Linked DNA regions of Mus musculus: region 2 is linked to region 1. Evidence: chromatin loops called from intact Hi-C (ENCODE). Cell type or tissue: heart. All regions are shown on one strand. Each heading gives the region's core, and the rest is flanking DNA. Links, peaks and the distances in the headings are about the cores only.

Region 1 (16,518 bases), core at 3,903-11,902:
TTTTTTTTTTAAAAAGACATTGTATTTCTATTAAAGATGCATTTGTTTTTATTTTATGAGTATGAATGTTTACCTGCATTTATGCATGTATGGCACTACATGTGCACAGTGCCAACAGAAGCCAAAAGAGGGACTGGATCCTCTGGAACTGGAGTTACAGAGGCCTGTGAGCCACCATGTGGGACCAGGAACTGAACTCGGGTTCTCTAGATGAGTTTCTTTTCTCCTTCTCCTTCTCCTTCTCCTTCTCCTTCTCCTTCTCCTTCTCCTCCTTCTCCTTCTCCTTCTCCTTCTCCTTCTCCTTCTCCTTCTCCTTCTCCTCCTCCTCCTCCTCCTCCCCCTCCCCCTCCCCCTCCCCTCCCCTCCCCCTCTCCCTCCCCCTCTCCCTCCCCCTCCTTCTCCTTCTTCTTTTTTTCCCTGAGACAGGATTTCTCTGTGTAGCCTTGGCTGTCCTGGAACTCACTCTGTAGACCAGGCTGGCCTCGAACTCAGAAATTCACCTGCTTCTGCCTCCCAAGTGCTGGGATTAAAGGCATGTGCCACCATGCCTGGCTTCTAGATGAGTTTCCAATGCTCTTAGCCATTGAGCCATCTCTTCAGCCCTTATCTGGGGCTTAAGTCTTCATTTTTCACCTGTGTGGTACACACAGGCTCTTTCTGGGGTTGGAAGGGTGACTCACAAGTTAAGAGCACTGACGGCATAGTCATGAGGACTGGAGTCTGAACCCAGCACCCAGCTAGCAGGTTTGGATCCCACACAGGCCTGTAACCCTAGCTCCTAAGAGTCTTAGACCCTCTTCTGGTCACCCGCAGGCATGCACTCTCTCCTATCTCCACACGAATGGGCACACACTCAAAGACACACGCACACACACATAAATAAATAATAGTATTTTTATTAAATGCTCTTTATCACTTTTACAGTACCATTCCTCTGTTTTATTTCACAGTGTGTATAGAAATAGTTTCCTCGCGGCATGAATTAGCTCCTTGCTTAGCACTCTGACAAAGTACTTGATTGATGGCTCTTATCTGTAAATGGAGAGGGGAAATCAGGAACTCTCAGAACTCCAGTGACCTGCCCAAGGCCTCCAGGGCTACATGGTGACTACCCAGCTATTCTGCTGAATCCCCCCACCCCCAGCAGACACTGTGCCTACTCAGCTCCCCGGTAGCTCTCTGGAACCAGACCACAATGCCCTTGCTCTCCAACCAGGTTCTCTCACCCTGGAGAGAAACTTTTCTGGCCATTATCCTCCCTTCCCCAGTGAAAGCCATTTCTACTTGGCATTGTTGGAAACATCTATCAGGTAGTGACAGGTGCAGAGAAAGGGGTGCGTGGGGGACTGGAGAGATGGCTCAGCGGTTTAAGAGCACTGACTGCTCTTCCAGAGGTCCTGAGTTCAAATCCCAGCAACCACATGGTGGCTCACAACCATCTGTAATGGGATCTGATGCCCTCTTCTGGTGTGTCTGAAGTCAGCTACAGTGTACTTACATATAATAAATAAATAAATCTTTAAAAAAAAAAAAAGAAAGGGGTGCGTGCATTGGTGGGGGTAGGGACAGAGGCAGGTAGGTACAGGGGTGAAAAGGGGGTAGGGGCAGGTGCATAGATGGGGTGGGGGCAGAAGGTTGCAAATGGGCATGGGTAGGGATGGGGCCGGGGCAGATACGTGGGTATGGACAAAGACAGGGGCTGGTACAGGTGTGCTGTGGGGACGGGGATAGGGATGGGCAGGCCTAGGGGCAGGAGCATGGATAGGAGTGGGGGCAGAGGCAGAGGCTGGGATATGGGTTGGGTAGGAGCCTGGGTTGGGGCAGGGGCATAGGTGGGACAAGGACAGGCACAGGACTGGAGCAGGGGTAGGGGCATAGGTGGAGCAGGGGCCTGGGTAGAGGCGGAGGGGGGCGCGGGGGAGGGAGCGGGAGTCACTGGCGCCCTTTATCCAGTTTCTTCTCCGCCCTTCCTCCTTAGCCACGCTGGTTCTGATCAGAGCTCTGAGGCTTTTCATTTTCTTAGAGAGACAGCTCTTCTGAGGAGTACCTTGGGGAGGCGTCCCGCCACCCGAGAGGGAGGGAAGGAGCAGTGGAGTCAGGAGTTCAGCTGTGCCTGTGAAGACCCTGGTGCTCCTCTCTTCAAACTGCAGCCTCCTTCGGTGCCCCTTAGGGACGCCAGTCAAACCTCACCGCCATCTTGCTTTTTTTACCATTCAGAGAGGAGAAGGCAGATTAAAAATACATGACTGGCATTTTCCAGGTTGCCCTGCTGAGCACCATGAAGGCCCTCCTGCCTCCCTCCTACCCAACCCCCTCCACCTTCCCAGACTCACTCTGAAATCCAAAGCATCTCCTGGAGCAAAAATGGAGGGAGGGGTTAATGAGAGGGGGCAGGAGCGCAGGGATCAGCGGGCAGGAGGGGGCTTTGTGCTTTATTGAAAGAAGGTTTCTTTTCATTCCAGACTGCCGCCTATGCTGAGGTCCCCCAAAGCCAGGGGATTCCAGAGTAGGCAAAGAAATCCAATCCCCCAGAAGAGTGGCTTTCCAGCAAGTGGGCTCAGCAGAGGATTAGGTGGGAACCTGGCTTGCTCTGAACTCTGGTTTCTAATTGGACCTTGCTGACCCTCAGAGAGACTTCTAAGAATCTGACCCAGCATCTCTGAACCTAGGGAGTGATAGGTCCCCTGTGTCCCCAGGCCTGCTCAGGCCTCCCTTTGCTGAATGACAGGTCATTGGGCAAGGGTGTGTGTGTGTGTGTGTGTGTGTGTGTGTATAGAAGGAGCGCTGCCTAGCCCAGGGAGAGAGCGCTTAGAGCAGTCTACATTGTCACACACACAAGGGTAGGAGGAGACAGGACTGCACGCCCCTCTCCACCCAGCCGTGTATCTTGAGGGTCACTTCTGCACAAGGCTCCAACCCTGAGTAGAGTCACACAGGCTGCTCTGGGGACTCTGAGCCAATGGTCCAGCACTTAGCAACAATATACCTCCTAACTTCTGGCTCTCTACACTCAAGACGGCCCAGGTGCCTGGCACTTTCCCATTGGAAGACAACCAAAGCAGGGACCAAACGGTTAGGAGTTGAGGGAATCGATTATACGTCTGGTTCTTTCATGTAACAAAGCTGGGACTTCCATGTTTTTATGTCTACACAAGTAAGGGCCTGAAGAGGAGAGCTAAGCCAGAAACCCACTCCCCTCAGAAGCCCCTGCGTGAGGGAGAGAGATAAGGCCCACGGAGGCTTCCTGTTCCCTCCTCTGGCCTTATGCTTGGTCTAGTCTCTCCTCCCCACAGGTTTGAGGTGTCCCTGGGGAGAGGTTTGGTGCAGTGGAAGTGGGGGTGTGCTGGATAGTTTTATGTCAACTTGAGACAAGCTAGAATCATTTGAAAGGTGGAAAATCAATGGAGAAAATAATGCCAATCAAGATCTGGCTGTAGAGCACTTTCTCAGTGATTGATGGGGGAGGACTCAGACCATTGTGGGCGGAGCCATCCCTGGGCAGGTGAACTTGGGTTCTATAAGAAAGCAGGCTACCCAAGGAATGTGAACAAGCCAGTAAGCAGCCCCCTCCATAGCCTCTGCATCAGCTCTTGCCTGCAGGTTCCTGTCCTGTTTGAGTTCCTGTCCTGACTTCCTTGGATGATGTACACTGAGCCAAATAAACCCTGGCATCCCTAATTTGTGTTTTGGTCAGGGTGTTTTATTACAGCTGTAAAAACCCTAAGGGTGTCTTCTAGAGGTAAGGCCAGACCCTGACCCTCAGCCCAAGCAGATTTCTCAGTGCCCTTTCCCCCAGAGCCCAAGGCTAATAATGTCTTTAGGCCTTGTATTTCCAGCCTAGAGTCTCTCAGGCTTCCTACATAAAAGCTGCCTCTATTGGGGTAACCCCCAGCTGTGATTCTCCACCACCCCCTTGTCCTCTTTCTGATGTCAAAAGGGGTTCCAAGAAGATGTGGGATGGATCCTTAGGATTCATGACAGCCCACATGTGTCTTTCCCTCAAGGATGATGACATCAAATGCCAGTGTGGTAAGGGCAGACTGGCCCAGCCCAGCCCCAATCCACCCACTATGGAGGGACTCCTAGCCTTATCTGCCCTGCTTGCCAGAACATCAAGCCCCATCCCTAGCTGGCCCCACCACAGATGGGCACCTCTGTCAGCCACTGTGTATCTCAACTGGGCCCCAGGAAGGATTGGTGAATCTGTTTGTTCTTGTCCATGCCAGGCTAGAGAGCCATGTGTCACACATCATCCATCCATCCATCTATCCATCCATCCATCCGTCCATCCGTCCATCCGTCCATCTGTCCATCCATCTGTTCATTCATTCATTCATCTGTCCATCCATCCATCCATCCATCCATCTGCCTATCCATCTGTCAATTCATTCATTCATCTATCCATTCATCCATCCATTTGTCTGAACGTATATTGATTGATTGATTCATTCATACATTCATTTATTCATCTATCCATCCTTCCATTAGTCCATCCATCCATTCATCCATCTGCCTGTCTATCTATCCATCCATCCATCTATCCATCATCCATCCTTCCATTTGTCCATCCATCCATTCATCCGTCTGCCTATCTGTCCATTCATCCATTCATCCATCCATCTATCTATCCATCCATCCATCAGTCCATCCATCCATTTATTCATTCAGACACTTTCATTTGCATTCTCATTCTTGTATGGATGCACACATTCACCCTCTTCTTACCTCATTCCACATTCATTTGCTCTTCTATCATTAACTCATTCGCTCTTGCATTCATGCGTATCACAGCTGTATCCCTGCAAGCAGCTGCCTCTTAGTTTAACACTTAATGGCTTGATCAAGATAGAGCAGGAATTATCCAGCTTTTCACCTGCTCTGGCCATGCTGACTACCCAGTGTCCCAGAACCATAAATGATCATCGTTTCCTGCATGTTGTGGGATGCCGTCCAAGCTGAGACCATCCTGGCTCATGCCAGTTAAATGGAGCCCCACCTTAGCTCCCAGAAGGGAAGAAACACAAAGTAACAGAGTTCACAGCCACCCCCACCTGTCCTCCTTTCACATTAAAGGGGCTCAAAAGTCCAATTACAGCGGGGAGCGGGGAGCACCGTGACCACTTTAAACCAGAGGCTCTGCTCAAGGGTGTTTGTGATTGCCTCCAGCCTCCCCCAAGCTAAAAATTATCTGCTTTTCTTTCTTTGCTAAATCAGATTGGTGCTGGGACTGGAGGGAGTCCCCGATGGAAAACCCGAATGTCAATCCTTTTCACAAACTCAGAGCTATTAATTGGTTTGGAAATACTGAACGGAGAGCTAAAAAGGTTTCTGGGGGATTAATGTCAAGCAACACGCCCTCTTGATGGTGCCAGGAGCCGTGGTGTGGACAGAGGTAGCAGCAGACACCACTGGGTTTGAGCCTGTGGCACAGAAGTAGGACCCTGCCCCAGCAATGCTGCTTCCTGGGCTGCTCACAAGATGAAAGGACCTTCCCTGCTGGGCTAAGGCTGCCTTCACTCCGCAGAGGAGCTCAGGCTGGGTGAGTCAGGACCCACAAGCAGGCTGTGCCTACCTGTTGCAAGGATTTTATCCCTTGGTTGCAGGGTGGCTGGGACAAAGCCAAGGAACCAGACAACATCTACCTCCCTCCTTCTAAGGTCCCAGGGACAAACCACAGTTCACTCCACAAACATTTCCCTGGGAATCAGGGAGTTTAACAAGATTACCTACAAAGTGGTAGGCAAAGGATGATGGTCATGAGTGTGGGTGACTCTGAAACAGCCACACCCACAGGGTGGAAACCCAGCGTGGATGATGACTTCCTCGAGGCTACGGATGCAGCCCCCTTCCCCAGTCCTCCTGTCTACACACTCCATCCTTGAGTCTCCAAGGCTCCATGCAAGGGTGGCTGAGAGGACTGGCTGGATACTGTGTGAATTCCCTTTGTAAGGAACAGAGCAGAGACGGGTGATGCTGAAGAGGGAATCTGTCCAGCTCCTGCATAGCTTTATCTTTCAAACACTCACCTCAACCTGGGCTTATAGCCTCACCACCTGAGTGACTCTTCTCTGTGACCTAGCACACCCCAAAGTCACCCACCTCAGCCTCTTAGGGATGGAGAGAAGTCCTCAGGGTTCCAGAAAACAGGGTGAAGAAGGAGGCACTCAAAACAAGCAGCCACATAGGCTGTGCTTCTCTGCTCTGCATCCATTGGGTATCCATTTCCAGAACAGACCTGTGCATCTCTGGTCCTCTCTCCAATCCCAGCGCCAGGAGGGATGAAGGTAATCCTGCTGGAAACCACTCAGGAAATCATCCTGACATCTGAGTGTTATTGGTGTGCCTGTAATCCCAGCACTGGGGAGGCAGAGACAGGGGGATCCCTGACACTCACTGACCAGCCAGCCAGGATAGTCAGTCAGCCAGCAAGGTCCCAGTGAGAGACCATGCCTCAAAAAGCCAGGTGGACAGCACTTAGGAATGAGACTGAAGGTTAGTGAGAAAGTGCAAGCATGCTCGAGCACACACACACACACACATACACACACACACACACACACACACACACACAGAAGGGAGGGAGGGATGGAGGGAAGGAGGGAAGAAGGAAGGAAGGAAGGAAGGAAGGAAGGAAGGAAGGAAGGAAGGAAGGAAGGAAGAAAAAGGAAGGAAAAACCACTCTACGCTGCCCAGTCGTTTGCTTCTGGAACCTAAACCGAAGAATTCATCTGAAGGATGGACTGGAGCCTCAGACCAAGAGGCTCAGCCTGCAGAAGGCACCTCTCGCCCCTTCTCTTCCGAGCAAGCGAAAGTCAGCTGTCTATACCAGGTTAACAATATATATTTATGAGATGCAGCCGGCTGCTTGTGTTTTGCACATGTTTGTTAATGAAGGGTAACCTGAGGGGCAGGCTATTATGTAAATAACCCACTGTGGGTGGAGGTGAAGCCCTGCATAATGACTGGTCTTGACTGGTCTCAGCAGCTTTTGGGAGGTGCTAATTGATATTGGACCTTGTCATTTGCCAGGACTCGCTCTCACTTTGCCAAATGAAGGACCCAAAGGATGTGGCCTGTCTCTGTTTGAAATCAAATGGCCTTTTCTCCTCTTGGTTTCTGCATGACCAGACATCCTGTTCCACCATGCCTAGGCATCCTCAGGGACCAGCCTAGACAGAGCTTGCAGCGATGCTGGCTGCTGGCAGCCTGCACTGTGCTGAGGGAATCCTCTCCTATGGTGTGCAGAGGGACCCCGTTTGGCTGCCTCAGCTCAGAAATCAGCGTGAGTCTGCACAGAAGACAAGAAATGAAACAGCCAGCTAAGTAGTGGGTGAGGGAGGCCTCACCACACAGTGGGGGACATAGGTAGGTGGGGACAGCAGGGGAAGGTTCTAGCCTTGATGTTGTGGGGGCGTAGGGGGGTGTTGGGTCACTGAAGGCTGTAGATACTTGCAACCTTTCCCAGGAAGGGTCGGCCAGCTCCCTAAAGGGTCAGTTGGTGCCCCTAAAATCAGAGTGGGGCCTGATGTGTGAGCCACCTGCCCATGCTCATTAGCCTGTTCCTAGGGTGCCCAGCCCCTCCCCACAGGCTGGAGGGAGAGAGAGCCTAGCTTTTGTCTCTCAATGTCCAGGCTGAAGCTCCAGCACTGCCTGGCCTGGAAGACCGACAGCAGGCTGTGCTGTCCACTGTTGCTCTGGTGAGGCCCTCACTCCCCTCATCCCTTCCTCCCCTCCCTTCTCACCCCTTCCTCCCTTCCCCTCTCACCCCTTCTTCTCCTCCCCTCTCACCCCTTCCACTTTCTCTCATTCCCTCTTTTCCCTCAGCTCCTCTTCCTTCCCCCCAAACCCCTCCCACTCCTCTCTCCCTTTCCCTCCTCCCTTGCCCTCTTTTCCCACCCTTTCCTCTGCTTCCCCCCTCCCTTCTTCCCCTCCCCTCTCCTCCCCTCTCATCGTCTGTGCAGAGCTCATTTAGACTCTGAGTAATGGCGTGTTGCCACTGGGGTCTCCACAAATGAGATCCTACCCCCCCAAGACTTCCCTGGGTAAATAAACGCTAAATACAAACAAGGCACCTGCACGGAGCTCGGCGCTGCCTTTGACTAGAGGGAACGCGCTGAAATGGCTGATTAAAAATAAATAAAACCAGGCTCTCGTCGGTTCTTCACACACAAAGGCTGGCTCTACTCTGTCGCAGCTGAGATCCAGCCGCACAGGCCAGTGGCCCAGTGTGCAGGGGTTGCTTCTGGGGTCACGTGCTCCAGCTGGCTGCCTGCAGTCTGTGATCTTACACCAATGTGCAGGCACTCAGCTGACAGCCGCATTTCAGCCATGAATGGTCTGTGTGTACACAAGAAGAGAGTTCCCTGCAGAAAATGGCTCATGTTCCAGCCTAGGAATGGTTACCCTCCCAGGAGACAGGAGTCTGGGACACAAATAAACCCTGTCTTGGGAATGGGGACAAAACCCAGAGCTGGAACCAGCTGCTCTAACCACATCTGCCCACCACATCCACACCTGTCTCTTTATGACAGACTTTCTCCCAGGCTCTATACAGGGCAATAGGGTGTCTGTGCCAGGGGTAAAGAGGCTGGGGGTTTGAGAGTTCCATCCCTGGAAAGAGGTAAACACAGACAAGACGATCCCTTTTTATAAGTCCCCATTGACAATGCAACAGTAGCTCAACCATTGAGTTTATTGTTACTTACAGAGCAGGGATAAGGGCTGTCGGTTGTCTATGGGAGCAGAGGGACCGCCGGAGCTGCCGCACTGGAAAGTCTTCACCCAGCAAGGGAGGGATTACTTTGTCAACGGTTAGGAGAGTCCACCCCAAGTGCCGTGGCTTCGCTTCATGTGCTGGGCCCTGAACTGTATCAGAATAAAGAAGGGTGCCTGTCTTAATCGCTTTTCTATTGCTGTGATAAAACACCATGACCGAGGCAGCATAGAGAAGGAAGGGTTTATTTGAGGCAATGGTTCCTGAGGGATAAGAGTCCATCACCATCACAGTAGGAGAGTATGGCAGCAGGCAGGAAGGCAGTCGGAACAGCTGAGAGCACAAGCAGGAAGCAGGGAGAGCAAACTTGGAATGCCTGGGAGTATCAGGACCAGGAGCAGAATGTGGTGGTTTGAAGGAGATGCCTCCCATAATCTGGCATCTTGCCAGAGGACGTGTGTCACTGGAAATGGGTTTGGGAGCTTAAAGACTGTGATGGTTTGTATATGCTCTGCCCAGGGAGTGGCACTAGTAGAAGGTGTGGCCTTTTTGGAATAGGTGTGTCACTGTGGGTGTGGGCTTTAAGATCCTCATCCTAGCTGCCTGGGAGCCAGTATTCTGCCAGCAGCCTTTAGATGAAGATGTAGAACTCTCAGCTCCTCCTGCACCACACCTGCCTGGATGCTGCCATGCTCCCTCCTTGATGATAACAGATTGAACCTCTGAATGTGTAAGCCAGTCTCAATTAACTGTCATCCTTATAAGAGTTGCCTTGGTCATGGTGTCTGTTCACAGCAATAAAACCCTAACTAAGACAATGACTTTCGCCATTTCCAAGTCACTCTCTGCTGTAGGTTCTGATAGGTGGGTGACCCAGGCCTATGGAGACACCCAAAGGAAGTAGCTCATTGCCCACACAGTGTGGAGAGCATTCATGACACAGGACACTGAGTCCCCTCACTGTGGCACAGATCACACTTGCATGCAGCACTTGTGGTTTGCCTGTCCACAGCATCCTTCCAAAGCAGGCTCTGTTGAAAAAGGCGCACAAGCAACAGGGGCCTGCTGGGATGGCCCAGCTGCAAGAAGTGTTTGCCATCGTAGCAAATCTGATGACTTAAGTTTGCTCTCCCAGATCTACATGGTGGAATCCCGGGGGCCCAGGACGTAGAGAACGGACGCCTGCAGGTTGGCCTCTGGCCTCTACACACACACACACATATACACACACACACATATACACAGAGACACACAGACACATACAGACACACACACATACAGACACACACAGAGACATGTTGGGAGCCGCGCCCACATTCGCCGTTACAAGATGGCGCTGACAGCTGTGTTCTAAGTGGTAAACAAATAATCTGCGCATATGCCGAGGGTGGTTCTCCACTCCATGTGCTCTGCCTTCCCCGTGACGTCAACTCGGCCGATGGGCTGCAGCCAATCAGGGAGTGACACGTCCTAGGCGAAATATAACTCTCCTAAAAAAGGGACGGGGTTTCGTTTTCTCTCTCTCTTGCTTCTTGCACTCTGGCTCCTGAAGATGTAAGCAATAAAGTTTTGCCGCAGAAGATTCTGGTCTGTGGTGTTCTTCCTGGCCGGGCGTGAGAACGCGTCTAATAACAATTGGTGCCGAATTCCGGGACGAGAAAAAACTCGGGACTGGCGCAAGGAAGATCCCTCATTCCAGAACCAGAACTGCGGGTCGCGGTAATAAAGGTTCCCGTAAAGCAGACTGTTAAGAAGGATTCAACTGTATGAATTCAGAACTTTTCAGCTGGGGAACGAGAGTACCAGTGAGTACAGCTTTACGAGGTAAGCCTGGTCTTGAACTTTCTAAGGAAATTCAAGACAGTCTATCAGAAGTAAAGTGGAAAATGTTTGGCCTTGAATTTTTTCTAGTGTTAGAAGCCCTTTTGTTCCTTTTCACATGTTATCAGGTGATTAAGATAGGGCGGATTCTAGATGAAATTCAGGGCAATCTATCAGAAGTAAAGTGGGGAGAGAGAGTAGGAACAAAGAGGAAATATGGTACACAAAATAAGTATACAGGCCTTTCCAAGGGTCTTGAACCCGAGGAAAAGTTAAGGTTAGGTAGGAATACCTGGAGAGAGATTAGAAGAAAAAGAGGAAAAAGGGAAAAGAAGAAAGATCAATTAGCGGAGGTCTCTAGGAAAAGGAGCCTGTGCTCATCGCTGGATGGGCTCGGGGAGCCAGCTCTTGGTAGCTCTGAATCAGATGATGAATTCTCCTCTGAAGAAACAGACTGGGAGGAAGAAGCAGCTCATTATGAGAAAAAAGGGTACCAGCCAGGTAAAGTGCTAGCTAATCAGTTAAGGAAGCCAAAAGCGGCTGGCGAAGGCCAGTTTGCTGATTGGCCTCAGGGCAGTCGGCTTCAAGGTCCGCCCTATGCGGAGCCCCCGCCCTGCGTAGTGCGTCAGCAATGCGCAGAGAGGCAATGCGCAGAGAGATGCGCAGAGAGGCAATGCGCAGAGAGATGCGCAGAGAGGCAATGCGCAGAGAGATGCGCAGAGAGGCAGTGCGCAGAGAGGCAGTGCGCAGACTCATTCATTCCCAGAGAGGAACAAAGGAAAATACAACAGGCATTTCCGGTCTTTGAAGGAGCCGAGGGTGGGCGTGTCCACGCTCCGGTAGAATACTTACAGATTAAAGAGCTTGCCGAGTCGGTCCGTAAATATGGAACCAATGCTAATTTTACCTTGGTGCAGTTAGACAGGCTTGCCGGCATGGCACTAACTCCTGCCGACTGGCAAACGGTTGTAAAAGCCGCTCTCCCTAGTATGGGCAAATATATGGAATGGAGAGCTCTTTGGCATGAAACTGCACAAGCGCAGGCCCGAGCAAACGCAGCTGCTTTGACTCCAGAGCAGAGAGATTGGACTTTTGACTTGTTAACGGGTCAGGGAGCTTATTCTGCTGATCAAACAAACTACCATTGGGGAGCTTATGCCCAGATTTCTTCCACGGCTATTAGGGCCTGGAAGGCGCTCTCTCGAGCAGGTGAAACCACTGGGCAGTTAACAAAGATAATCCAGGGACCTCAGGAATCCTTCTCAGATTTTGTGGCCAGAATGACAGAGGCAGCAGAGCGTATTTTTGGAGAGTCAGAGCAAGCTGCGCCTCTGATAGAACAGCTAATCTATGAGCAAGCCACAAAGGAGTGCCGAGCGGCCATAGCCCCAAGAAAGAACAAAGGCTTACAAGACTGGCTCAGGGTCTGTCGAGAGCTTGGGGGACCTCTCACCAATGCAGGCTTAGCGGCCGCCATCCTCCAATCTCAGAACCGCTCCATGAGCAGAAATGATCAGAGGACATGTTTTAATTGCGGAAAGCCTGGGCATTTTAAGAAAGATTGCAGAGCTCCAGATAAACAGGGAGGGACTCTCACTCTTTGCTCTAAGTGTGGCAAGGGTTATCATAGAGCTGACCAGTGTCGCTCTGTGAGGGATATAAAGGGCAGAATTCTTCCCCCACCTGATAGTCAATCAACTGATGTGCCAAAAAACGGGTCATCGGGCCCTCGGTCCCAGGGCCCTCAAAGATATGGGAACCGGTTTGTCAGGACCCAGGAAGCAGTCAGAGAGGCGACCCAGGAAGACCCACAAGGGTGGACCTGCGTGCCGCCTCCGACTTCCTATTAATGCCTCAAATGAGTATTCAGCCGGTGCCAGTGGAGCCTATACCATCCTTGCCCCCGGGAACCATGGGCCTTATTCTCGGCCGGGGTTCACTCACCTTGCAGGGCTTAGTAGTCCACCCTGGAGTTATGGATTGTCAACATTCCCCTGAAATACAGGTCCTGTGCTCAAGCCCTAAAGGCGTTTTTTCTATTAGTAAAGGAGATAGGATAGCTCAGCTGCTGCTCCTCCCTGATAATACCAGGGAGAAATTTGCAGGACCTGAGATAAAGAAAATGGGCTCCTCAGGAAATGATTCTGCCTATTTGGTTGTATCTTTAAATGATAGACCTAAGCTCCGCCTTAAGATTAATGGAAAAGAGTTTGAAGGCATCCTTGATACCGGAGCAGATAAAAGTATAATTTCTACACATTGGTGGCCCAAAGCATGGCCCACCACAGAGTCATCTCATTCATTACAGGGCCTAGGATATCAATCATGTCCCACTATAAGCTCCATTGCCTTGACGTGGGAATCCTCTGAAGGGCAGCAAGGGAAATTCATACCTTATGTGCTCCCACTCCCGGTTAACCTCTGGGGAAGGGATATTATGCAGCATTTGGGCCTTATTTTGTCCAATGAAAACGCCCCATCGGGAGGGTATTCAACTAAAGCAAAAAATATCATGGCAAAGATGGGTTATAAAGAAGGAAAAGGGTTAGGACATCAAGAACAGGGAATGTCCAATAGTCCTACAATGTGCCAACTTTATGTGCAAGAAGCTCTTTTGCCAGTGAGGGAACAATTCCCCTCTTTAATTTTGCTCCTTTACATGGATGACATCCTCCTGTGCCATAAAGACCTTACCATGCTACAAAAGGCATATCCTTTTCTACTTAAAACTTTAAGTCAGTGGGGTTTACAGATAGCCACAGAAAAGGTCCAAATTTCTGATACAGGACAATTCTTGGGCTCTGTGGTGTCCCCAGATAAGATTGTGCCCCAAAAGGTAGAGATAAGAAGAGATCACCTCCATACCTTAAATGATTTTCAAAAGCTGTTGGGAGATATTAATTGGCTCAGACCCTTTTTAAAGATTCCTTCCGCTGAGTTAAGGCCTTTGTTTAGTATTTTAGAAGGAGATCCTCATATCTCCTCCCCTAGGACTCTTACTCTAGCTGCTAACCAGGCCTTACAAAAAGTGGAAAATGCCTTACAAAATGCACAATTACAACGTATTGAGGATTCGCAGCCTTTCAGTTTGTGTGTCTTTAAGACAGCACAATTGCCAACTGCAGTTTTGTGGCAGAATGGGCCATTGTTGTGGATTCATCCAAACGTATCCCCAGCTAAAATAATAGATTGGTATCCTGATGCAATTGCACAGCTTGCCCTTAAAGGTCTAAAAGCAGCAATCACCCACTTTGGGCAAAGTCCATATCTTTTAATTGTACCTTATACCGCTGCACAGGTTCAAACCTTGGCAGCCACATCTAATGATTGGGCAGTTTTAGTTACCTCCTTTTCAGGAAAAATAGATAACCATTAACACTTTGTCAGCCTCGGTGACTACAGTCATAGATAAACAGGCCTCAACTAATGTCTAGATACAGAGAGGTCTCATGCTGGTTAATCAACTCATAGATCTTGTCCAGATACAACTAGATGTATTATGACAAATAACTCAGCTGGGGTGTAAACAAAAGTTTCCGGGATTGTGTGTTACTTCCATTCAGTATGTTAAATTTACTAGGGCAGCTAATTTGTCAAAAAGTCTTTTTCAGTATATGTTACAGAATTGGATGGCTGAATTTGAACAGACCCTTCGGGAATTGAGACTTCAGGTCAACTCCACGCGCTTGGACCTGTCCCTGACCAAAGGATTACCCAATTGGATCTCCTCAGCATTTTCTTTCTTTAAAAAATGGGTGGGATTAATATTATTTGGAGATACACTTTGCTGTGGATTAGTGTTGCTTCTTTGATTGGTCTGTAAGCTTAAGGCCCAAACTAGGAGAGACAAGGTGGTTATTGCCCAGGCGCTTGCAGGACTAGAACATGGAGCTTCCCCTGATATATCTATGCTTAGGCAATAGGTCGCTGGCCACTCAGCTCTTATATCCCATGAGGCTAGTCTCATTGCACGGGATAGAGTGAGTGTGCTTCAGCAGCCCGAGAGAGTTGCACGGCTAAGCACTGCAATGGAAAGGCTCTGCGGCATATATGAGCCTATTCTAGGGAGACATGTCATCTTTCATGAAGGTTCAGTGTCCTAGTTCCCTTCCCCCAGGCAAAACGACACGGGAGCAGGTCAGGGTTGCTCTGGGTAAAAGCCTGTGAGCCTAAGAGCTAATCCTGTACATGGCTCCTTTACCTACACACTGGGGATTTGACCTCTATCTCCACTCTCATTAATATGGGTGGCCTATTTGCTCTTATTAAAAGGAAAGGGGGAGATGTTGGGAGCCGCGCCCACATTCGCCGTTACAAGATGGCGCTGACAGCTGTGTTCTAAGTGGTAAACAAATAATCTGCGCATATGCCGAGGGTGGTTCTCCACTCCATGTGCTCTGCCTTCCCCGTGACGTCAACTCGGCCGATGGGCTGCAGCCAATCAGGGAGTGACACGTCCTAGGCGAAATATAACTCTCCTAAAAAAGGGACGGGGTTTCGTTTTCTCTCTCTCTTGCTTCTTGCACTCTGGCTCCTGAAGATGTAAGCAATAAAGTTTTGCCGCAGAAGATTCTGGTCTGTGGTGTTCTTCCTGGCCGGGCGTGAGAACGCGTCTAATAACAGAGACACACTCATAGACACACACACACACAGGCATACAAACAGGCACACACACAAACACACAGCACACAGACATACACACAGACACACACACACATACAGACACACTCACAGATACAGACACACACACACACATACAGACACACACACAGACACACTCATAGACACACACACACACAGGCATACAAACAGGCACACACACAAACACACAGATACACAGACATACACAGAGACACACATACACATAAACACACACACACACACAGAGGAAGAGAGAGTGTGTGTAATATAGACAGACATTGAGAGCCAGATGTCGCACTCTTACCAGGTGGGAAGAGAAGTCTCAGTGATGTTAGACTCCTGTGCAGGAGCAGACTAGAAGCTCAGAGACGACAGAGATGGCCTACATGCCGCTGGCTGTGCAGATGATAGCACCTTGGACAGATCCACAGGCATGCTCAGATAGTGGTCTAGGAACCTGCATTCTGCCCAGGGTCCAGTCCTTCCATCAACAGTCCCTGGTAGCTGTGGCTGATCTTGTCCCAAATATGTGTGACTGTCCCTGGACCTCAGCTGTTCCCTTCAAGCCCCTGACACTGAAACAAAAACATTCTGTCGGATATGCAGGCGGTGGAGTTGCGTTGCACATGCGGTAAGTTTATCCATCTCTCTGTAAGGTTCCTTCCATACGGTTTGCTACATAATTGCTAATTACCTCATTTTCCTTTTCCAGGTGAACAGAGGCTGACCTCCTGGCTCCATTTACTGAGAAGGGAGTCCTCAGTCCCTGTATCTGCCCTGAGCATGTGCAGGCCACCTCCTGCTGTCATAGAGCTGTACCCAAGGGCCACTCTGAGCTTAGTGAAGAGTCAGGACCACCTGTGATTTTATGGCGCCATTTATGACAACTTCTGGGTCAGGTGAATTCCTAGGGACAGGCACAAAGCAGACAGTAACTGCTAAGGGACTTCCCTCTGGAATGGCAGGAATGTTCTGGAAGTAAATGGAGGTGGTAACTGCAGTGTGGATGCTCTAAATGGGACAAGACTGCAGGTTTTAAAGTGATTCCTTCATAGCATGGATTTTATCTCCACATAGAAAGGGAGGGGCAAGGCAGAGCCTAAGCCTTTTCCAGGTGCCAGAGCCCCTGAGTTCCTGTTTCACATTGCCCTTCTTTAGTCACATCTGGAGAAGCTGACTCTGTAGCTGGCACCCCCTTGAAGCAAACCCTGATAATATCTTTTGTTTGTTTGTTTGTTTTGTTTTTGTTTTTCGAGACAGGGTTTCTCTGTATAGCCCTGACTGTCCTGAAACTCACTCTGTAGACCAGGCTGGCCTCGAACTCAGAAATCTGCCTGCCTCTG
Region 2 (8,000 bases), core at 1-8,000, 340 kb after region 1:
AATCAGAGCTTGGGACTGAGTACACGTGAGGCCTGCCCTCTGCTCCAGAGTGTAGAGGTGCTGTGGTGGCTGCAAATCCTTGTTCATGCTGGGTGGGGAACTGCTCTGAAAGGGAAGTAGGCTGTGGAGACAGCTGGCTGTCTGCTCAGAGCGGGAATCTGGATGCTGGACAAGTGCCTAGTCTCAGCAGACTGACCAAAACCTTGCCCTGGGGAGTTTCCTCAATAGAGACAGCCAGGGAGAGAATCAGGCTTTGGGGGTGTCTTGTTTCTTGTCCCCTAGTGTGGGTCCCCTAGGCTCTGAAGGGTCCTTGCTGTGGCGGTCACAGTAACTATGTGGAGATGTGCAGGCCTGGAGGGAGCATGTTCGCCTGTCTTGTCTGGAGAGATAAAAAGCCAGCCCAGCAGGGGAAAGAACTCACCAGCCAAAGCCCAGAGCTGATAGTAGGCCACTGCTCGCTCAGAACCCGCTGTGGCCAACTCTCAGGAAATGCTGGCAGGGCTGTCCTGCTGGTGCACCCCCTAATCTCAGCACTAACAGACAGATCTCAGGACTCCTCTAGCTTGAGGGGATCTGAAGCCTTCCTCTGACTTCCACAGAGAACTGCACATGTGTACCCGCACATACACATGCACAGATGTACACATTAAATAAGGTAAGTCTCTAGAAAACTCACAAAAATATAATCTTATCATTTCAAGAGGCTGAAGCAGGAGGTTCAAGGCCAGCATGGGCTACATAGCAGTTCTGGGTCATCCTGGATAAATGTGTCTCAAAAATGCAAAACAAAACAATGTGGTATGCAGTCTGATGATCCCAAATGTTGAAATGTGCAGGTGGGAGGGTCACAAGTTCAAGGTCACCTTGGCTAGGTAGGGCTCTGGGCTAGCCAAGGTTACATGAAATCCTGTCTAAAACAAACTGAAGGTTCCAGAAGGAGAGAGCATGCTTGAGTCCGTATCTATGACCTATACTGAGCTCTGGTTTCTGCCTCCCACTGACCAGTTCTCTCTCATGCTTGGATTCATCTGCCTGGCTTCTGACCTCTGCTCCCACTGTTAGACTGCTAACACAGCATTCTGGTTGGCTCTGGGCCATGACTTCTAGACCCTGGAGTTTTGGCGCTTTGGGTTATGAGTAATTAAAGTCCAATTTCCTCTTTGTTACAAAGTTTATTCTGGAGTGTCTTTCAAAAGCCCTCCTGTATTGCTGCTTTGGGGTTCAGGGCCTGGAGGTTGAGGGGAATTCACAAGGACCAGAGGCTGGTCCTTGTTCTCAAGTCAGCCGTGCTTTGAATGTCTGAGATTTCTGTGTGCTGTTCCTATGTCCGACAGAGGCTTTGTTTCTGTTGCTCTTCAACGGACAACAAAAGTGTGGTTTTAGCACCAAGTAAATCTAATTCAGCCAGGCCAAGTTGTCAGGACTCTTAGCAAGGTCGCTAGCTTTGCTGAGGAGACTCCGAGACCCACACATCTCCCTTGTTGGAAGGCCCCGTGGAGGACACTACCAGTGCCCTCCTATTGGCAATCATGGCCACCTTCTGGCCTGGAAGCTACACTTCCTGAAGGCGCTTGTTCCCAGGGTCAGCACAGTATAAACAAGGTTGTTGTCAGCAGGGTGGTTTCTGGCACCCTAAGATAATCCATACGTGGCTATGGTTGGATCTCAGCCAGGATGAGGTCACAAAGGATGCTTGTTGCGACAGATGCTGACGGCGGCGGTGGCTATAGGAGTCCAGCGAGGAGCAGGAAGAATAGAGAGGGGTACCACTACCTTCTGGGGACAAGAGGAGGCAGAACCCACCAGGGAGTCTCAGTGCTGGTGGGAAGGGGGACCCTGATTCAAGATAGGATGTGGAGGCAGAGTCTCGGGGAGAGGAGCTGAGGGCATCGCAGGGGGACACAGCGGTGTGGCTGGTGGAGAGAATGGCTGTGACCATCGTATGGGACCTGTGTAACCCATGCTTGCTCTTTACATGAGGAAATACTTTCTGTTTGTCTTGGGATAGGCTTCCTGTATAGCCCAGGCTGCCTTAAGACCTTACTGCCTCAGCCTCCTGGGTGCTGGCAGGTCACAGACGGATCTCTTCTCATCTGAGTATTATTCCTGGGGTCCTGGTTATGTGTGGTCTTTGTTGACTTCAGGGTCATGAAAGCGTCTTGCTGCTGTCCTTTTATGAGTGTGTGCTGCAGTGGGTGTGTGGCAGTCAGGACAACGTTTGAGAGTTGTTTCTCTCCTTGCACCAGGTGGGTCTGGGAGATCGAACTCTGTCGACTCTCCGGGCTTGGCGGCAAGCCTCTCTACCTGTTAAGCCCTGTCACTGACTCCTAAGGTGCTTTCTCAAAGTCTGGTGTACGTTTAACATATCTGGAGTTGATCTTTGTAGTATGAGGCAGGGATCATTTGGATAGTTATTGGATCCCAGTATTGTTGCTCTTCACTGCCAAGACATCGCCTCTCCACCTCCAGTTTTTGGTTAAGATAATAAAATAAATCTTTTTTAGAAGGCACTGTCTTCGATTCAAATGTCCCTGTCCCTAATTGGATGGTCTCAAGATTATCCATTTCAGCCAGGTGGTGGTGGCACACGCCTTTAATCCCAGCACTTGGGAGGCAGAGGCAGGCGGATTTCTGAGTTCAAGGCCAGCCTGGTCTACAGAGTGAGTTCCATGACACCCAAGGCTACACAGAGAAACCCTGTCTGAAAAAAAAAATCCATTTCAAGGTGACAATGATGACTCAGTGGGTAACAATGCTTGCACAGGAGCCTGGTGAGGTGAGTTTGATAGACCTTTTTGAGACCCTGCTCAAAAAAAATAAAACAAAGAGCCAGGTGTGGTGGTGTACACCTTTGATCCCAGCCCTCAGGAGGCAGAGGCAGGCGGATCCCAGAGAAATCCAGTCTCAAAACCACACCCAACATTTTTTTAAATAGATAAGTAAAAATAAGGCAGGGGCTGAGGCAGACTTGGCAACCACACCCCCCTCACCACCACACACAAGATCTCTTCTGGTGACCTGAGCTAGATCCCAAGTACCCATGGTGAAAGGAAAGAATAAATTCCTGTAAGTTGTCCTCTGACCTGCACGCTCACACCTTAACACACACACACACACACACACACACACACACACAATGAATACAAATGTTAACGCCTAGATAGGTGTCTGCTATCTAGTGGTAAATGTAATCAGAATGCAGTGAAATAGCGGCAGCCGCAATGCCTTCTGGGACCACGAGTCACTTGTCCGCAGCTGTCAGGGTGGGGGCGGGGCTCCCGGCGGAAGCTACCTCAGCTGAGCACTTACCACTGAGGAGGGTGCTGCAAACAGCCCAGAACTTGCTGTACCTGGACTTAACTGACAGCGACTCGCCTGCCTCTGCAGCCACCCAGAAGGCCCGGGCCACCAGGAGGAACCAGCTGGATGTCCCCTATGGAGATGGCGAAGGGGAGAAACTGGACATCTACTTTCCCGATGAGGATTCCAAGGGTGAGATGGGCGGGGCCGACGGTCCCCTCCAGGCAGCCAGCTGTCCGGCTCACCAGCGCCCCCTGCCTTGTCTTACAGCTTTCCCTCTGTTCCTGTTCTTGCATGGAGGATACTGGCAGAGTGGAAGGTGAGCAGGATGTCTGTAGGTGACTAGTAAGCATGAGTCACCCTTCCGCAGTTTGGTGTCCCGGAGCTGCCCTGACACAGTAGCGAGTGGTCCAACCTATAAGGAGAGAAGCGTGGCGTGTGGCAGGAAGTCAGAATGGAGGTGCTGCGGTGCCTGGCTAGAGGTGCTAACGAGGCAGTGTGCTTGTGGCCGTGTCTCCAGCTTCTGCTTCCGTCTTCACATGGTCACTGATGCTTGTGTCCCAGTAGGGTTGGACACATGGCTCAGGGGTTAAGAGCACCTGATGCTCTTCCAGAGGACCTGAGTTTGGTTCCCGGCACCCACAGCTTCAGGGATCTGACTGTCTTCCAGCTTCCACAAAAACATCACTCATGTGCACAGACATATACATTCAAAATATGTAATAGGGGGCTGGAGAGAGCACTGACTGCCCTTCCAAAGGTCCTGAGTTCAAATCCCAGCAACCACATGGTGGCTCACAACCATTCGTAATGAGCCTAACCTGATGCCCTCTTCTGGGGTGTCTGAGGACAGCTACAGTGTACTTACATATAATAAATAAATAAATCTTTTAAAAAAATGTAATAATTTGGGGAGAGGGTTGAGACAGAGTTTCTCTGTGTACCCTTGCCTATGCTGGAGTTCCTGGGTAGATCAGGCTGACCTCAAACTCAGATCTGCCTGCCTCTGCCTCCCAAGTCCTGGCATTAAAGGTGTGTGCCACCACCTCTTTTTAAAGAAGTAAATCTTTTTTTAAAGGCATTGTTTTAGATGTAGATGTCCTTGTCCCATGTAGAGGACCTCAAGGTTGTCAGTTTCTAATTTACAAGATGGCTCAGCGGGTAAAGGTGCTTGTTGTGCCAGCTTTGTTTGGGACTAAGAGGACATGGAGTTGGGCTGGTGAGATGGCTCAGTGGATAAGAGCACCCGACTGCTCTTCCGAAGGTCCAAAGTTCAAATCCCAGCAACCACATGGTGGCTCACAACCATCTGTAACGAGATCTGACGCCCTCTTCTGGTGTGTCTGAAGACAGCTACAGTGTACTTACATGTAATAAATAAATAAATCTTTAAAAAAAAAAAAAAAAAAAAAAAAAAAGAGGACATGGAGTGTTTGGTGCTTTGGAAATAAGAGCAGGGAAGCTGAGACAGGAGGATTTACTGCAGGTTTGAGGCCAGCCTTGTCTCAGAAGACAAAGCAAGAAGGTGGGGTGTAGCAGGGCGGTAGGGCCTGTGGTCTGCAGCAAGCCTTGGGTTACATCCCTGGCACTGAATAAAACTCAGCGTGATATTGAGTACCTGTGATTCCAGCCCTCGGGAGCTGGAGGTCAGGGATCAGGGTTATCCTCGGCTAAATAGGGAGTTTGAGGCCAGGCTGGGATGCATGAAGCAGCAAGTTTGTGTTTACACATACATGCTGCATACACACTAAATAGATGCAGTTGGTGTCCCTGCATTGAGAAGAAGGGTGTTTGGGGTCTTGGAGGACACCGCTGTTCTGAGGACCATCCCGAGATGCCTGCCACCGGATCCACCCCGCCCCTGCAGCATGCACATTTTTTTAGTTTTTCGTCTTATTCAGCTGCTGTATTCCATTTAACTCTCTACACTTTTAATCTTTAACTCTCACAGCTTGCTAAGAGAAGGGACATAATTGTCTCTGTTTCCCAAGGGAGGGAGCAGCCTGGAGATTAAAGTCCACAGTGAGGACAGCCTGTTCATTTCCCTCAGCACAGTGTCCTGTGCGCATGGGGCGTCTGCCCTGAGGCATGTTTGTCCAGGACCTTAGGGAGGCAACATCATGGTCAAGTTGTTTACAGTTGTCATATCATCTTTATCTTTCATTTTACGTTGTTTGGGCTTTTCGAGACTGGGTCTCATAGCTGAGGCTAGCCTCAAACTCACTAAGTAGCTGAGGAAGGCCTTGGACTCCTGACTCTTCTGCCTCTCCTTCCCAAGTATGTATTGTAAGCTACATTATCATCATTTTATGTGTGCTGGCATTTTCCTGCTTGTGCACCACGAGCCTGCCTGGTGTCTGCAGAGCTAGGAGAACAACTGGAGTTCCAGATGTTCGTGAGCTTCCGCATGGGAGCTGAGGGTTGAATCTTTGCGCTCTGGAAGAGTAGCCAGTGCTCTAAACCCATGGGCCAGCCCTCCAGCCCCCGGCCCACTTTTGTCTTTCCACAGTAAAGATGACTCGGCCTTCATGGTAAACCCACTGACTGCACAGGGAATCGTGGTGGTGATAGTGGCTTATGACATTGCACCCAAAGGTAATAAGGGTGGCCCCTGAAGATCTGCGGGCCAGAGCTTTGTGTAGATAGAGCCCCCTGGTGGATCCTGACCCAGCATTTTGCTCTGTTCAGGCACACTGGACCAGATGGTGGACCAGGTGACCCGCAGTGTCGTGTTTCTACAGAGGCGCTATCCAAGCAATGAGTAGGTGTCTCACGGATGCTTTCAGGGAGCAAGGGAGGGCTAGGTCTGTGGAGCCCGACACAGACCGGGACTTCTGATGCCTTAGGGAAATGCCTTAGCCGTAATCCGGGTCTCTGTCTCACCCAGGGGAATCTACCTCTGCGGACACTCTGCGGGAGCTCACCTGGCTGCTATGGTGCTCCTGGCCCGCTGGACCAAGCATGGCGTCACACCCAACCTCCAAGGTTTCTTATTGTTTGTCAGGTAGCCCAGGCTGGCATCCAACCTGTAAGGTTTCTGTGGGTATGGGAGGAGCTGGCCAGGCAGCTCATACCCTCTCTGGAGCAGTGAGAGGGTAGAGCAGCTGGTTGAAAGGCTGATAACTTGAGTAGAGGAGACCCTTCTTTGCCTCTGCCCACAGTCCTGGTCTTCCTCTCTGGCCTGGAGGGTGGGCAGGTTGGTCTTACCAGGCCTGGCTGCTGGCCTGAGCTCCTCACCTTCATAGGCTTTCTCCTGGTGAGTGGGATCTACGACCTGGAGCCCCTCATAGCCACCTCCCAGAATGACCCTCTGCGCATGACCCTGTGAGTTATCACCCCTTCCTTTCTCCGGCACCCACCCGAGGCCTGTCTCCCCTCTGTCCTGACCCCACCACTGTCCCATCCCAGGGAAGATGCTCAGAGAAACAGTCCACAGCGACACTTGGATGTGGTTCCAGCACAGCCTGTGGCTCCAGCCTGCCCTGTGCTGGTGCTTGTGGGTCAGCATGACTCCCCAGAGTTCCACCGGCAGTCCAAGGAGTTCTACGAGGTACTGCTAACAGCCAGCTATGACCCCGGGTTCAGCATCATGTGGTCTCCTCTCCCTCGTTATTCTGCCCAAATGAGCTGGACCTGTTGGTGCACACGTGGACTCCCAGTTACTCCGGAGGCTGAGGCAAGAGGATCATGTGGTCAGGGTGTGCTTTAAAGAGAGCTCAAGGCTCTAAGGAACTTAGTAAGACCCTGTTATAAAATTTAAAGAAGCCGGGCGTGGTGGTGCACGCCTTTAATCCCAGCACTGGGGAGGCAGAGGCAGGCGGATTTCTGAGTTCAAGGCCAGCCTGGTCTACAAAGTGAGTTCCAGGACAGCCAGAGCTACACAGAGAAACCCTGTCTCGAAAAACAAAACAAAACAAAACAAAAATTAAAGAAAGAAAGGTTAGGGTATAACTCGATGGTAATGGGCTTGGTAAGCATAAACAAAGTTCTGGTGCAATCCCCAGGACTGTAATAAATAGACATATTCTGTCTAGCGGACCCCAGGACGGTCATTCCCTCATTCAACAAAGCCATTCAAAAAAACCTGCCTTTTACTGAGAGCCACCACTTCAGCCGCACTCTCATGCCCCGCCCCCTCATTTCTATCCAGACACTTCTCCGCGTGGGATGGAAGGCCTCTTTCCAGCAGCTGCGTGGTGTGGATCACTTTGACATCATAGAGAATCTGACCCGGGAGGATGACGTGCTCACCCAGGTGGGGCTAACCCCCACAACAGTCTTTCTAAATGGACAGCGTGGATCCCACGCCCACACATGGGCGTGGCCTGGGCGTCAAGAGCAGAGGGAAAGATTGGCAGTGCCTAGATGGAAAAGCCAAAGCCGGCTCCACAGAAGGGCATGTGGCGAGTGTTTATTGTTTATTATTGTTGTTGCTGAGACAATGTCTCACTGTATAACCCTGGCTGGACTGGGACTTAAAATATAGATCAGGCTGCCCACAAACTTGTAGTGATCCTCCTGCCTCAGTCTCCTGGGGCGCTGAGGTTAGAGGTGTGTACAACTGTATCAGACTTGTTACGGCTCTGACACAGAGAGTACCATAAACAGTTCAGAGAAGCCGGCAAGATGGCTCAGTGGATAAAGAAAGGGACTTGCTATGGTGTCTGAGAAGCTGAGGCTGACCCCTAGGACCCAGGCGG

The links. Hi-C counts contacts between places; a loop is a spot of excess contacts. Peaks named below come from ENCODE experiments on the same cell type or tissue, not always from the same donor. Only the 100,000 strongest peaks of a DNase experiment are listed, where the experiment ranks them.
Region 2: a loop joins it to region 1, with 2.1 times the contacts of the local background. A loop is called at or near these places in 2 of 42 quality-filtered maps.

What each region holds. Positions count from the first base shown.
Region 1 is chr11:117,489,799-117,506,316 of GRCm38, forward strand. Gm34502 (a long non-coding RNA gene) reads right to left here and starts at 8,443. Exons shown (of 4, transcript XR_389183.3): 1 at 8,073-8,443; 2 at 6,100-6,290; 3 at 2,048-2,200; 4 at 877-1,032. In heart, for the core only: no CTCF peak of the experiment used is centred there; a DNase peak (open chromatin) is centred at 8,313; H3K4me3 peaks cover 174 bases; H3K27ac peaks cover 1,472 bases; H3K27me3 peaks cover 3,212 bases.
Region 2 is chr11:117,828,958-117,836,957 of GRCm38, forward strand. Afmid (arylformamidase) reads left to right here. Exons shown (of 11, transcript NM_027827.3): 3 at 3,388-3,492; 4 at 3,571-3,619; 5 at 5,810-5,895; 6 at 5,989-6,061; 7 at 6,188-6,285; 8 at 6,546-6,624; 9 at 6,709-6,850; 10 at 7,451-7,555. Among named protein-coding and RNA genes, the nearest start is that of Tk1, 6.9 kb to the left of the region's middle. In heart, for the core only: a CTCF peak has its summit at 3,550; DNase peaks (open chromatin) are centred at 144, 444, 1,075, 3,484 and 3 weaker places; H3K4me3 peaks cover 1,885 bases; H3K27ac peaks cover 3,197 bases.